Regions from separate parts of the Mus musculus genome. Here region 1 is linked to region 2. A link is a loop called in an ENCODE intact Hi-C map of the cell type or tissue named here. Cell type or tissue: gastrocnemius. All regions are shown on one strand.

Region 1 (8,000 bases), 50 kb before region 2:
ACTGGGGTTTTTTTTCTCAGCTCACATCTGTTTATCTCACCTGACCCACCAAGCAAGAGGAGCTGAAGAGAAATTGGATTTATTACTTTGGGCTGGAAAAGCAGGTTTTCCTTGTTTGTCCCTGGATGGCATCCAAGTTTCTGAAGTAGGACTTTTGCCACCCACATTTGCCAACAAGCTGTCTCAAAATTTCTGGAAAGAGCGTCAGGAAATTGGAGACATCTCTGACAAACGACAACGCCCAGCCAAAGCCACACTCCTTGGGAGCTAAACTCTCATCACAGTGGTCACCACTAGACTAGTTGCCATGACAACATCTGTTTCCAGTAGATGAATTTTAATCCAGCAACATGGGTGTCCTGGCAAGGGATCGTATCCAAAGACCTTCTAGGTCTATGTGATCTGACTGGAATGCAGACAGGCTCTGGATCACAGTGTGATCTGGCTGGAATACAGACACACCGTTAGTACACATCTTTGATCCCTAACAATAAAGGTAAGGTTGGTTTGTAGGAAAGCAGCCATGTTTGAAAATGACATCTAATTGAGAGGCAGACGAAGTGACGAATCAGAGAAAGATCTGACAGAATGAGTCAGGGATAGGATGCACCCAACTCTCATGAGGACAGACAGGAAAGTGAGCTACCTAAAAGCAGGGCAGTTGAGAATGGAGGGCAGTCCAGTTGAGTTTTGTTCACGTCTGTTCAGTTCATGGAGTTTAGAGGCAGGTTTCCCAAGCAGAACAATTCAGCAAGAAGCTGAGAGAAGCCAGTTTGAATCAGCCAGCTTGGAGAGGCATTTTGAGCCAGAACATCTGAGTTGAACCAGCAAACCAGAGCTCAGAAAGAACTAGAAAGGGTGAACTTATTCAACAGTAAGCCTCCTAGATGACAATTACATCTGGTGATTATAAGTTAGTTACACAGTTCCCCAGTATCAGGTACCATTTGTGCTGACTCACTTGCAAGGGGCATTCAGGGGTGGGGGTGGGGAGGAACATTCTTCAGCACAAAGTTAGCACCCAACCTTTCCATCTCTTGATTATATTCCCGGCAGATGTCTGCTCTGGAGGGAGATGGATGTGCTCCAAAGGGTATTGCCCAAATGGTGGCATCCAACTAGCTCTAAAATGTAAGAACTCTTGGGTGCAAAAATACAAGTGCCCAGCAGCAGTCAGACACAGATGAGACTCAGTTCTCAGAGCCTCAGGTGCCATGCTCAGGGGAGCATCAGTAGCCTTCAGAGGAACTGTAGCAGATGCCAAAGCTTTATCCAGTGCTGGGCAGAGAGAGCAGGTTTCCTTTAATTTCTACAGGAGACAGTAAACTAAAGATCTGTGAGAACCAAATTGTTACCAGGCTGTGCTGGCTAGTTTTATGCCAATTTGGCACAGCTAAAAGGCATCTATCTGAGAGGAGGAAACCTCAGTTGAGAACAACGACTCCATGAGATCAGTCTGCAAGGCTGCCTGTAGGGAATTTTCTCTCTTAGTGATTGATGGGAGATGGCCAGGCCATCGTGAGAGGTGCCACTCCTGACACTAGCCCTTCTTTCTATGAGAAAGCAGGGTGAGCAAGCCATGGGGACGAAGCCAGTAAGTAATACCCCTCCATGGCCTTCTCATCAGCTCCTGCCTCCAGGTTCCTGCCCTGTTTGAATTCCTGCCTTGGCTTCCCTCAATGGACTGTGATGTGTGCGATATGTAAGCCAAATATAAACCCTTTTCTCCCTAAGTTGCTTTTGGTCATGTTGTTTCATCATAGCAATGGCCCTAAGAAGCAGAAATACAAAAATGTTAAAGCTGGAAGGGGCTTGCAGGTCATTTAGTCCAAAATAATTGTATAGATATGAGCGCTTAGGTGCAGAGGCAGTTACCTAGCTTGGGGATCTAATAGTGGCCAGGGACAGTTACCACATAGTGTTACATGGTCATGGCTCTGACTCAGCTCCAGGCTGAGGTGAGCATGATTTGTTGTTGAGGTCACTTCACTGGAAAGCCCTTGATTCAGTAACCCCCACCGTTTCTCTTTTATAGATAGCCATAGCAAACATTAGTTTGGGGCTCCAGTGAGCTGTCTTCAGTTACCTGTGAATTATAGTGAATACTATTTGGCTGTGTAGAATAAAGTCCACTTAGCCCATCTTATTACAGAAATACAAATGCCCCCAGTTGCCATTAAGACGTAATAATGGGAATAGGAAGTATAAAAGTGAGGACTGAATGTGAAAATATCATATGACTGACAGGATGTCTTTCCTGGTTAAGAACCTTCCAATTTGATCGGCCATGATGACACATCTCTTTAATCACAACACTCGGGGAGAAGTGGGCAAATAGCTGTGATTTTTAAGGCCGGTCTGGTCTACACAGAGTTTTCCAGGACAGCCAGGAATATAGAGAAAGACCCTGTCTCAGAAATAAGATAAAGTGAACCCTTCAAATAAAAATCAAATATCCTTTTCTTACTCTCAAGACACCTCCTTCAGAGGCCAGATCTGAGATGGGTCACCTGGGTAGCTTAGGGTGGCAGAATTCCAGGAGGCCATTGCCTCTGTCTGTCCTCTGTTTCCTCGATCCTCCACTGATGGGGTGCTGGGGGGAGTCTTGAAGAGTCTCAAGAACCCACTGGATATTCCTTACCAGGAATGAAGTCAAAGCTCCAAAACACACACACACACACACAAACACACACACACACACAAACACACTCCCCCACAAACACCCACACCCACACACCTACACTCACAAACATTTCCCCACACACAGACACACACATGCACACGCTTCTTTCTATTTTTCCTAGCAGCTCCACTCACTTTTCGACATTTCCCCCAAGAGACGATACATGTACATGGGAAACAACGGCAGAGAGAGAGAGGGAGAGAGAGAGAGAGAGAGAGAGAGAGAGAGAGAGAGAGAGAGAGTGTGTGTGTTTTAAATGTACATCAATAGAATGGGCTGTGGCAGATCCATACAGTGGAATATTATACAGTTGTGAAAGAGAAGTTAGTTAGAGCCACATGTCTGCATAAAGCTTAAATTTTTAATGTTGAAAAAAAATGTGTGATGCAATTTAAGAATTGAAGTAAAACTTGGAAACACACAAATACTCACTAGTGCTCAGGGATCAAATGATCATTTAGTAAAAATATAAAGGAAGGCTCAGAATAACAAATCAGAATGTAAGATCCTGGTCTTCTCAGTATAGGGCACAAGAAGAAAATTCAACTGTGGTCGTCAAGGTTTATTGAAGTTGGCAGAGGTTCATGGGTGTTTGATACACGAGATTTTTTTTCTGAATTTTATACATCTAAAATATTAATGTAAAGGAACAAAGAGAAACACTGGGCTGCCAACCCGATTGGAAAACGATTTATTTACCACTGTAAGATTTTGTGCTCCAAAGTGTAACCAGACATGTGACCACGATGTCTCATGCGACTTTTTGTGCTTTTATGTGGAATGGCATCACAAACACGCAGCATCTAACAACAGGAAACAGCAAGGGTAGAAACACTGCACAGGACCAACTTTCTCCTCCAAAGATTCCCACCTCAGTTCAGGCCAGACACTGCCCCTTCCCCCGGGGCCCCTTTACATCTGAGAGCTGCCCGCCTGAACAGCAGTCCCGGACTCCTCTTATCTGATGTTTCCGTTAAGGTGATAAGCTACTCACTCGCCCCCAGAGCCTTCTCTAATCAGAATGGACAGACACATGCACGGTCTTGGTGGACAAACACTCAACAAATAGATGCCTAGTTGTCCTGGGGAGAGGATTCACAGAGGACTGGGGTGAACTCCTAACCTCCCAGCAGTAGCCCAGCCTGGAATGGCCTCTCACTTTATTTCCACCTCTTTCCAGAAATCACTCCCTGGCAAAGACATAGAGAGGTTCCTTCCCAAGCTGATTCGGAGGTGACTTACAGGAATGGCTGGAAACAGATTAAGCCGATGTAAAAGGTGACTGAAAGTTTTTGGTTCCCAGTCTAACATCTCTGAGCAATTTACAGAGGAGGTTTTGGAGAAGAAGCACAGCCAACGGAGGAGCCAGGAAGTGCCACCAACTGACCAGTAACAATTGATGCCCGCTAAGATGCCTCTTGCTTACCTCCTGAAGCTGGACTGGCAAGCTCCCATGACATTGGTGCTGTGCTATAGGTGGCCACACTGAGGCGCTGTGGAGCAAGGAAGTAATGACAACTCGAATTCCGGCTCACAAGTATCTACCCCTGCAGCTAGCTACTTATTTGATTCCTAGTGGGGCATCTATTGGAAATATCAACAGGGGCAATCAAACCTAGCTTTTTGTTATTTCCAAGTTAAAGGACATGTCCCCCAAACTGGAGGGAGGCATGTTATCAAGAGACCACGTTTTCTCTTTAAAGTTCATCTACCTCCTCATTTACATAGCCAGATGGAACAAGCCAAGCTCAGAGCTACTTCGTCCTGAAGTACAGGCATACTGAGAAGAACAGGTCTGTCACATGGAGTCAGCTTGGGGGTGGGGGGGGGTGACATGACAGCTGTCCTCAGAATGCCGCAGACACTCCAGAGGAGTGGCAACCTAGGCCTGCCAGGGAACGGGCACTCTACGTGTGATAAAAAAAAAACAAACACAACCCACTCCAATCCCTTAAATAAAACAGTCAAAACACACAATGTAGCTCGAGAGTGGAATATGAACAGCAGAAATATAAAAAAGAAGAAATAAAGTAAGCAGAGAGTTCCTGCCTTCACACTGTCCTGGTGCTGGGCCCCCGGAGATCAAGAGGAAAGGCTGCCTGGATAGGGGAGAAGGGATCTTATCAAGCGCAGCCCCTCCTGCTCTGCTCCAGAACCCCTGTGCTAGCTAAGGACAGAGGCTTGTGTATTCCACCGGAACATCAGTGTGGCATGACCCCCCAGTGGCCCAGAGACCTGCTGGCCAGCCAGTGATTCTCAACCTTCCTAGTGCTGTGACCCTATAAGAAAGTTTCTTGTGTTTTGGTGATCTCCAACCACAGAATTGTTCTCATTGCTACTTTGTAACTGTAATTTTGCTACTGTTATGAATCATAATGTAAATATTTTTTGGAGATAGAGGGTTGTGATACACAGGTTAAGAACCACTGCTTCAGCTCAATGTGAGCAGGGGCTGCCGACTGAGGGTACCTGGCACATATCTTTTTCCATAACACAGATGAGCATGATACAGTCTTCTGAGTGCCAGTCCCACTCACTGTCCTGGCGCCACCGCTCACTTTTTAGTATTGGGAATACAGTAAGAGAGGAATGAGGTCTTGGCCTCAGCCAACACGTCTGCATCTGTCTTTGGGTATAGGCATGTGGACAGAGCACGAGGGATGACTGACAGCTGAGCCTGGAAGATGACTGTGTCCAAGAAAGACGGTCAGTGGCCGGTGGCAGGTGGCCGACTACAGGTGCAGTTGGTGCCACATGGCGATCTGCCGGCGTGGGTTTTTTAGCATCTCCTCCCAGTGGCTGCGCTCAGAGCCCGAGGCATGCAGGCCTAGGCTGCAGTGGCCCAGCTCGCAGCTCGGCCCCTCCTCGCCCTGGCCCAGCACCTCCAGCTCCACACTGGATGCCCGCAGCAAGTCATCCGGTAGCTCAAACATGATCATCTCGTTCCACACGGGGTTGATCTTGTGCTTGGCCCGTTTTGTCTGTTTCTTCTTCAGCTTCTGAGCCTGGTGTTTCAAGGTCACCTTGACAGACACATCTAGGGAGGGGTACAGAGAAAAGAAAGTTGTAGGGGAGCAAGTGAGCTGCTTCTTCTTGGGGTTTCCTACATCTCCACTGGACCGTGCATTCTCTCAACAGTATTAAGTATCTACCAGACGTCAGGAACCGGTCTAGAGATAGCAAAACAGACAAAGATGCGTGTCTAACCCTTGCATTAGAATGTGGAAGACTGGCCATACAGGATGAATACCTATCTCTGTAAGGTTTGGAACCATAAACATTTCAGATTTGGTGTGTTTTACAGACTAGGGGATATTTGCATATATTATGCAAATTGGAATTGGGTCTCAAGTGTAAGCATAACATTCATTTAATATTCATTTTTGCCTTGAACCTCGGACTTTACATATACTAAGCAAGCATTCTAGCCCTGAGCCAAATCTCCAGTCTTCTTTTCTCTTTTTCTTTGGTGACAGGGTTATACCAAGTCACTACAGTTGGTCACAAACTTCCTCTGCAGCCCAGGCAACCCTGGTCTTGAGTTCTTCCTGCCTTCACAGAAGCTGGGATTCCAGGCCTGCACCCCTATGCTTTCGTGTGCCTCTTACACACCCAGCCTAAAGATACTTTTATACAACATAAAACCAAGTGTTCATGGAGTAGAGTTCTCCACTAGTGGTCAGGAGATTCCAGAAGTTGGCATTTATTAGATTTTCACGTTAGAGATTACATTAGCCTGTCACAGAACATATGAGGTCAGTGGGTGGCTCAGACCTGAGCATGTCAGATGGCCTCTGGGGAACCACTTTGACCATAGCCCTTTCTAAGTGACTTGACAAACCAAGTCAGGGGCAAGGGCTTAAATGTCCTCTAGTTTGCTATCAAATCAGACCAGACAAAAGCTCTCTCCACCTTTAGCTTCTCCATTGTCCAGTCAAGCCTATGTTTTATCGTTAAGATGGTCCTGGCTGGCTGAGTTTTGTTCATACGTCTCTTTCCTAAGTTTTACCTGAGGACCTGGATTTACTATAGAGAGGGTGGAGGCAGGCTCCCTGGCCTCAGGTCCCCAGGAAATTCACAAGTCAGCAGGCAAGCTTCCACAGTTTAGGACCGTTTGTTTTCATTAGTCAAGGTTGCCCAAGCTAATGTGAGAATAATTGTTACTTTGTATTTATTGCTATCGTTATCGCCCCTGGGTGGTTAGTTTGTTATTTCTACAGAGATATTTCAGACACAAAGTGCTCTTCTGTAATGGTCCTGATGGGAGCTATTAAAAAAAAAAAAAAAAAAAAAAAGCAAGACAGAATTGACTGGAAGGGATGAAGCCAGGCATCAGCCTCTGACCTGTGGCTCAGGACTATAGCAACACCAGCCCTTCTGATTTCATTTACCCAAGACTTGTTAGGAATGCACAGGTGAACCTGTATTTTTTAACTTTAATACATAAAGATGATTTCTGTATTATTGATATCTTGCAGTGAGCAGTCCGTTCCCTGTGTAGGTAGGTCCCAACCTATCCTTGCTGCTTTTCTGCTTTTCTAGGAGATCTTGCTCCGTCCTCACAACTAGGGACCTGTGCCCAGGTATCAGAAGGCACCCTTAAGCCTTTTATGAATAGGTTTATGTGGGCATCTATATCACAGATTCCTTAAACCTCAGCCTTTACCTTCATAGCCACACATCACCTGCTGTGAGCCGAGTTCAGCAGGTATATATGGGAGGGGGGGCGTTTGGCCAAGGCTTGGAATGGAGAAGAGAGGGGGAAGGTGTGAAATCACTAGCAGAGAGGTGAGAGAACTTAAAGACACGAGTGTGTCCATCAGAACTAGCAACAGACACTGAGGGTGAGTTCACTATGGGACTCCTATCACATCCCGGTTCACCCATCTCCATTTACACCAGGGACCACTGCCTTCTGCTTGTATCCCAGACAAGACATCCTGCCTGTCTCCTTGCACCCTCACTTACCCTTGCCCAGCAGCTCCTTGGATTGGTTGGAGTGGAGGTTCTTAGCTTTAATCAGCACCACCAGGAGGCGATTGGCAGCTGGGAGGTAGCTGATTGACAGAAGGACCTCCCCGGCCCCTGCAGATGGCTCCTGAACACAGAAAGGTAGAGATTGCATTTGTGCTTGCCTTCTGATCCATCAACTGAAGCCAAGGCTAGAGTCACACTGCCCTCATACCCCGTTGACATCCCAGGGTTCACTCACCGAAGGTTCGTTTATTTACCACTGTACAAGGCAGCAGGGCCCAGAGGAGGAGGCTGACATGCATGTCAACAGGAGAACTTGGTCTACCATATGTCATCACTCTAT
Region 2 (8,000 bases):
TGCATACACGTTCATGCATGCATGTATACTTATGAATGCGCGCGCGCACACACACACACACACAATCTTAAATTACACATGCCAAGAACAGTAATGCTAGTGCACAATAAATTAAAAACGTAAGCTGCAGTGTCCACAGATTTTGTTGCTCAGTCATCAGTTTATTTTAAAGGTAGAATCTTGTCTCACAATGTCTTAGACACAAAAGTGACCCATAAAAATGATCATGCAAACAGTGATCATTAACACACATGACGTGACATCAGTAAATCGGAGTGTCTTGGGAAGATGGAAGGTTTCAGTGCTTTGAGATGAAACAAAGGCTGAATGTCTCACAGGGAGGTTTGTCAAGCCGACCCTGGGGAGTAACTGAAGCTGTCTCAGGCTACTTTGTGGACTCTTCTTTCTTTCTCCACTCCTTTCTCCCACCCTTTCAACCCCCTAACCCTAGACAGGAGAGAAGAAAAGATAGAGAGGACAGGGGGCGACATTATCCTTAAACCACTTCCTGTGGCTTAGAGGAGTTGAGTTCCTTGGGGCAAGTTTGATCTTCACATTCAGGATATCTAATTTCTTCTTGTTTCTTCTCTGTGTGTGACTATTTAACAAACCACAACCAACAGCAAACAAGCCACAAGCAACACCCCACCCCACCTCTAGGAGCCCTGCCATTCATATACCCTCTGAAAAGTTCCCAGAAATCTCCATGTCACACAATCACAGAAACTACCTGCTTCTGGCAAAATCACACCCCTGCTAGAGCATGAGGCAAATCACACTCACCTGCTGTGGACAGTCTGAAGCAGCCCCATATTCCACACCTGGGATTAGAATGAAAACATATTCTTATAACATTTCTCTCTCTCTGTGTGTGTGTTTTAAGAAATCAAACTCCTAAAACTGTCACTACAAGTAACCATCCCTATTCCATACCCGCACAGCAGGGTGTGGGGGCAGGAGGTGTTTCACAGCTGCAAAGCTTGTCCTGGAATAGACTGCTAGCTAGCATCTTCTGCTAAAGACAAAGAGGAAGAGGTATGGTCAGGGAAGGCAAAGTGAGAGGAAGGAATTGAAAATTACATTTCTCAGGATTTAGCTCTGGCACAGCCTCTAGAAATTTCAAATTAATTTCCTTTTCATCTTTAACATCTCTTATTAACTTAAATGTAGTTCCCAAGGCACCCTGGGAGCTTCCACAGTCCATCACTGAATCCTACCCCAGTGAAGAAGCCCAGTAGATCTCAAAGGACAATGACAGTTCAAGCGAGCTGCTTATTCCTATGACCCCAACTGCAGCAGGCCCACCCCTGAAGCAAAGCTGCCTGGGTGGGTGACTGGTCACACACATCAACACATGACTGAGCCAAGCAGAGGCTAGAGGAACCTCCCCACTGAGCCCAGCCAAGTGCCACCCGCAGAACTCAGAGTTCCATTAAGTAATAAGCTGTTCAGTTTGGGAGTATATGTTACATACCAAGAGCTAACTGACATAAACAAAGAGATGATTGATATCCTATCATTCTTGGGTTCATGTTAAGACAGGCAACACACCCCCTCCCTTTTTAAAAATTGTGTATCTTTTATTTTACTTTCTGTATGTCTGTTTGCCACTTGTGTGCCTGGTCCCTGTAGAGGTCAGAAGAGGGCATCAGAACCCCTGGAATAAGGCAGCTGTGAGAAACTATGGGGATGCAGGACACCAAACCTGGGTCCTCTGCAAGAGTAGCCGGTGCTATAACCACTGAGCCATCTCTCCAGCTCCGAATACTCTGTATTGTTAAGTAACCCAGAGCAGAGTCTTTAAGTTGCATGATTAATGCCTTTGATTATTTTTCTTACTGACCAGGGGAAGCCTTACAAACAAATGCACAAGATCTTTTGGATCCCAGCATTGTGGAAGTGAACAGCATCGCTTCCCAGAACTGGCCTCCACTGGTCCGGCTTTCTAGCTTAGTCCTAGCTCCACATGGCTATGGCCCCACCCGATGCCTCAGTCTGTTCGATGATGCTCATAGCCCACAGCCCACACTCTAATTGACATCACCTTTCTCCCCTTACCCCTGTCTCTCACCTACCTAGGGATAGCTGATTTCATATCCAGACCTTTTAATATCTGTTGATATCATTATCAAAACACATGTTTTACTTGTACAACCCCTATGGAAGTCAATCTGGCAGTTTCTCAGAAAATTGGAAATATTTCTACCTGAATACCTAGGTATACCACTCATGGGCATATACCCAAAAGATGCCCCACCATACCACAGGGATACATGCTCCACTATGTTCATAGCGGCTTCCTTTGTAATAGCCAAAAACTGTTAACAACCCAGATGTCCTTTAACTGAAGAACAGATACAGACAATGTGGTACATTTACACAATGAAATACTCAGCTATTAAAAAACTAGGACAGCATGAAATTTTCAGACAAATAGATGTAACTAGCAAATATCATCCAAGGACATGCATGGTTTGCACTCACTGATAAGTGGATACTAGCTTTTAAGTACAGGATACTGAAATAACAAGGCAGGCCAAAGCAAGGATGCCTGGATTTCACCCAGAAGGGAAATGAAACAGTCATTGGAGGCAGATGGAGGTGGGAACTGAGCAGGGAGGAGATTATCTCTAGGACCCAGAGACCTGGGATGGGGGAGACTGCCGGGAGTCTGTGGGGGTGACTCTAGCTGAGACTCCTAGCAGTGGTGGATATGGAACCTGAAGTAGCCACCTCCTGTAGTCAGGCAGGACCCCAAAGGATGAGGACACCAAACTACCCACAAAACCTTGGACCCAAAATCCTGCTTACAAGACATGCAGGGACAAAGATGGAGCAGAGACTGAGGGACTGGCCAGCTGATGACTGGCCTAACTTGAGACCCATCCTATGGGCAAGAAGCAACCCCTGACACTCACTGTTAATGATACTCTGTAATGCTTGCAGACAGGAGTCTAGAATAACTGTCCTCAGAGAGGTTCCACCCAGCAGCCGACTGAAACAAATGCAAAGACCTACAGCCAAACATCAGAAGGAGCTCTGGGAGTCTCGTGGAAGAGTTGGGGAAAGGATGGAGGGACCCAGAGGGGACAGGAACTCCATGGAAAGATCAACAGAGTCAATTAACCTGGACATTTGGGGGCTCCCAGAGACTGAACTATCAACCAAAAAGCATACCTGAGCTGGACCTAGCCCTCCCCTCCATATATAGCAGATATACAACTTGGTCTTCTAGAGCAGGGACTGTCCCTAAATCTGTTAGACAACAGGGTCTGTGGATCGGGTTCCCATAACTGGCTGCCTTGTCTGGCCTCAGTGAGAGGATGAGCCTAGTCCTGCAGTGACTTGATGTGCCAGGGTGGGGTGATACCCAAGGGGTCCTCCCCTTCTCAGAGGAGAAGGGGAAGGGGGACTGAGTGAGGAGGGACTGGGAGGAGGGGGACCGTGATTAGGATGTAAAGAGAATCAATAAAATAGTTAATGAAAAAAAAAAAACCCAACACAACATAACCCCACATGTTTTAATTAATTGAGAAGTCAACCAACAAACGAGAAGTCTGGAGCATTTGTTTGATGGAACCCAAGATGGGTGCTTTGCCCAGATCCACTGGGTCATTGGTGCCTTTAGAGTTGCTAATGAATTAGGGTGAGTTATTCATAAAAGTCGGAGAGATACTCCAACAGGTAAGAGCCCTTACTGCTCTTCCGGAGGATCTGAGTTCTGTTTCCCAGTACCCATATCAAGTAGTTTACAATTGCCTGTAACTCCAGATCTGAGAAGATCCAATACCTGAGCTGGACCTAGGCTCCCCCACCACAGATAGCTGTATATCTGCTATATATGTGGGAGGGGAGCATAGACCCAGCTCAGGTATACCTCTTTGGGCAACTGTACTCGTGTGCACAAATAATAGTAACAAAAACAACAGGCTGGTGAAAATTCCAGCATTCTAGGACTCTGCCCTCAGACTCCAGGCAAATCTGCTTGTTCTCCCTTTACTGTAGAACAGGGGACAGACCAGGAACCACAAAGGAGGCTCCGTGGGTGTGCTCCGGAGGTGAGGCTGACAGTCATTAAGTGCTTCTTCCTACCTGTCGGAGCTTTCTGTCGGTACTAATCCCATTACGTAAAATCTGAGAAATCTGAGGAGAATGGCAGCTCTTGCTAGAGGGGGTGGGGGCAAAACAATGCAACGGTGATTCAGATTAAAATAAAAGCTTAGGGCGTGGGTGTCATTGTGACTGATTTTTGAAGTGCGATGCACACAGTGCATAGGTCCTAAGCATGTCACAGCTGGATCCTATAGTGTGGGAACCCATGTTTGCCAGATCAGAGATCAGTATTCTCTCCCCAGGGGTTCTTCAGGTTCTGTGTCAAAGACGCCCCTATTTTAGAAATAGTTTTAGACAGAAGTTGTTTCTTGAATGAGGAAATGCTTCCCCCTAGAGGCCATCATAGGAATTGTTCCCTCTCTGCATCTGCTGCAAGCCTAGTGTCCTCTAAGCAGTCTTCAAGGACCTGATACATCTGAAATCACCATCTCTCTGCTTCATCCTCCCCATCTCTTGCCCCATCACCTCCTGGTCCTCTTTCCTGTATTTTTTTTCAAGCGTTTGAGCTTACACTATTTAATCTTCCACAGCGCACTGCTTATCTGTCTTGTTTATCTTGCTGAGTATTCTCTGGAAATAAGGCCTTAGGAAGACAGGGAAAAACGGGTCTGTGCTGTTCATTGGTGTGTTCTCAGCCCCGAACAGAGCCAGGCATACTACATCCTTCTAAAATGACACCAACTGTCACTGACAGCCCCTGTGCCATCCCTGTCCAGGATAACTGATTCCCTGACGGACTCTGAACAGACTTTTGTAGGTTTCCCTACTGCTTCCCACTTGTGGAGGGGGCCACGGATCTCCCTGGTTTGTGTCTGTTCAGCGGTCAGGCAGGCTGAGATCAGCGTCGTGCTTTTGTCTAGAAGGAAGTGGCCCCAGTGAACCTGAGTCCCACAGGGAAAGCAGCTGGGAAGCCTTAACCGTCCTAAAGGCTAAGCTCAGTGTCTGAAAATGGTGAGGCGGCTATGCAGTGGACACGGAGGTTCAGCCTAATGCGCGTCACGTGATGCGCACTGGCCTTGGAATGATTTCTGTCCTTTAAAACAGCATTGTAGAATGTGAATCAGGTGCTTTCTGGGTGCAGGAGGGAGTCTAGTCACAGTGATGGGTGGAGTAGAAAACAAAGGACAGGCTGCTTTGGTGGAGGAGAGTGAGGGCAGAGTCGCTTGGGCTAGCCTCGTCACCTCCCACCCACCTCTCCGAAGCACCAATGGCTCGGTTCTCTGAAGTATGTATGAGGCTCCTGATGGTAGTTTGTGCCCTCATTTTACAGGGGCGGGGGTAGGGAGGCATTTTACAGATGGGGACATGGGGTATACGGGGTTGGGGGAGGGTTTACTGCAGCAACCAGCTAGCCTCTCCCAGGGGGAATGCTCTCAGAGCTTTGCCAGCGTTCCTTGTCTCTGGACTCCACGTTATGCTGATAAAATGTCCTCCTGAGAGGTTCCAATTATGTAGAATCCAATGGCCTCCTGGGAATCTTGCTTCAGCAGCTGGGGGAGGGGCGGAGGGGGGAGCGCAGGTGTGTGTGTGTGGGTTCTCCACGCTGGCAGCTGCTGTCCGAGTGCTTTCTGATGGCTTCCTCGGAATCATGTGACTGCCACCAACCATGTGAATCAGCCTATGATCCAGCCCTGAGGACCCTGTGCCACTCTGGCTTGGGACCCCTCCTCTAAGATGTGGTGACAGGAATCAGATTTGTGTACAGGCACAATTCATACTGACCCATCTCAGACATTTATCCCCTTGCCAATCTACACAGTCATGTTCGATACACACTCATTTAGCAGGGACTTATGACAGTTTGGGGATGTGTCAGTCAACAAACCAGACAGTGGAGACGGCTTAGGGAGTAAAGGATTTGCTTCACAAACGTGAGGACCGGAGTTCAAATCCCTAGGACTTATGTAAAAATCGGGCACAGAGGTGCATGTCTGCAACCTCAGCACCACAGGGCAGAGACAGGTGAAATCCTGAAGCTCACTGGTCAGCCAGCCTAGCCAATCAATTGTGATTATAAAAAGATAAGGAAGTATTAAGATATGTTCTATGGGGGTATGGTGTATCTATGTATCTATCCGTAAATATATCTATATATCTATGAACCTATCATCTATCTACCTGCCTACTTACCTGCCTACCTATCCAGTATGTATCAATGTTTATAAGTATGTATGTGTGTATGTGCATCTATCTATCTATCTATCTATCTATCTATCTATCTATCTATCTATCTATCACCTATCCTGTTGTCCCTGTCTTTTGAGAGCGAGCCCTAAGTACTACAGTGGTACACATTACTTACTAACTGGTGAGCTTATCTCATGACCAAGGACGAGGACAGGCTTTTTCTTAGAAAACTCTTTAGTGCCGGGTTGCAGGGCAAGTCCACCTCAGCAGTTACTGTGGCCTCAACAAACAGAACCCACCAGATTCTATACTGACCTTCAGATGTGTGCTCTCCCTTGCCAAGGTCCCTGCCCTCTCTTATGAAGGGGGTGATGATTCCTGTCTGCCTAAAGAACTGTCCAAGTGAGTTGGTGAATGCCATTATTCTTGGGGAACCAACGGCAGCCTTCTGTGATACTTACACAGTTAACATTGTGGTGGTCCATCCTTTTGTTTGACCTATTTAGAAGGTAGCTTCCTTTCCTTTTCCTCTCCCTCCCTCTCCTCCCCCCTCTCTCTGAGAAAAACTATCACTAAGCCTTTGTTTCTTTGGAAAACAAAACTAAGGAAAGTGCCCAGAGCTGCCCAGTGTCCCCTGCTCCCCTGCTGCAGGAGAAGGCTTGGCAGAGTTCTGGTTTCTGTGGGACTGTAGAACTGGGTGGCTTTCTTACTCCATGTTTGTTTAGTGCTTTGCACCCATGGAGGGCCATGAGATTTCCAGCTGAGCTTAATTGTTATTGATGTTTAGTGAGCCATAAAACCCCAATTTCCTGGTTGCAACCCCTTCCCCAGCTATAAATGACCCATTTGCAGCAGCCTATAAACTGGTGGGTCCCAGTTCCATTCCCAAAGCCTGGAGGGTTTTCAAACATCAAAGTCTCTCCCCATCCTTTGCCTCGTTGGTTTCTCTGGCCGGCCCCATCCCAGTGCTTCCTGAACTAGCTTCTCCACTGAGCAGGGACCACAGCAGCAGCGCTGTGTCCCAGAAATGGTTGAGAGTCCATGCTGGAAGCCTGTGGCTCAGGGACCTGATCCCACCCCCACCCCCACCCCCACAACAGAGTTCCAGGGGCCCTGTATGAGAACAAAGGGACAATAAGAGCCACAGGCAGGAATAAAGTCTCCTCTACTGACCAGGCCTGGCCGAAGCTGCACCCTGTCACCCACACTTCCTGTCTGTACTCATGCCCCTTACACCCACAGCCTCCATGGTAGTCAGTCCTGTTTCAACTTTTCCCAACAGGTAGGACACTAGCAACTACTTTAACAGACACTAGTCTAGGAACTCCTTGTGCTTCAACTGTCCCAGCAACCAGCACCCCAAGGGGAGTGAGCATGTCTTATCCTCCCTGTCCCTCCATAAACCCAACTAGGTGCTGACCCAGGTGCTCCATGCCTGACCCTCTCTTCTCTGCTTTCCAGGGTCTCACTATGAAGCCCAGGTGGGTCTCAAACTCTCAATTCTCCTGTCTCAGCCTCCTGAGTGTTGGCACCCACACACCTTGCTGTTCCATGTCTTCCCGAGGAGATAAGATAGAAAGGTCAGGCAAGGAAGAGCCAAGCCAGAGAGAGCCCAGTGGATTGGAGCACAGCCAATGGTGGCTTGAGTCCTCTTCATTTCCTATCCTATATATGTCTCTGGGGACACAATAAAGAGAAAGTCTGACAGGAAGTCAGGAATGACTCTAGGCAAGCCTCATTGTTCTTTCTTTCTCTTACCC

What was found. A loop is a pair of places that touch in the nucleus more often than their neighbours do. Peaks named below come from ENCODE experiments on the same cell type or tissue, not always from the same donor. Only the 100,000 strongest peaks of a DNase experiment are listed, where the experiment ranks them.
Region 1: a loop joins it to region 2, with 6 times the contacts of the local background. A loop is called at or near these places in 28 of 42 quality-filtered maps.

The regions. Positions count from the first base shown.
Region 1 is chr2:92,951,083-92,959,082 of GRCm38, reverse strand. It overlaps Syt13 (synaptotagmin XIII), which reads right to left. Exons shown (of 6, transcript NM_030725.4): 5 at 7,652-7,781; 6 at 3,032-5,720. The coding sequence ends at 5,416. Among named protein-coding and RNA genes, the nearest start is that of Gm13791, 35 kb to the right of the region's middle. In gastrocnemius, a CTCF peak has its summit at 4,154; DNase peaks (open chromatin) are centred at 4,165, 4,864 and 5,442.
Region 2 is chr2:92,900,966-92,908,965 of GRCm38, reverse strand. The region is part of intron 2 of Gm13791 (a long non-coding RNA gene); the gene reads left to right. Among named protein-coding and RNA genes, the nearest start is that of Syt13, 10 kb to the left of the region's middle. In gastrocnemius, no CTCF peak of the experiment used is centred here; a DNase peak (open chromatin) is centred at 4,442.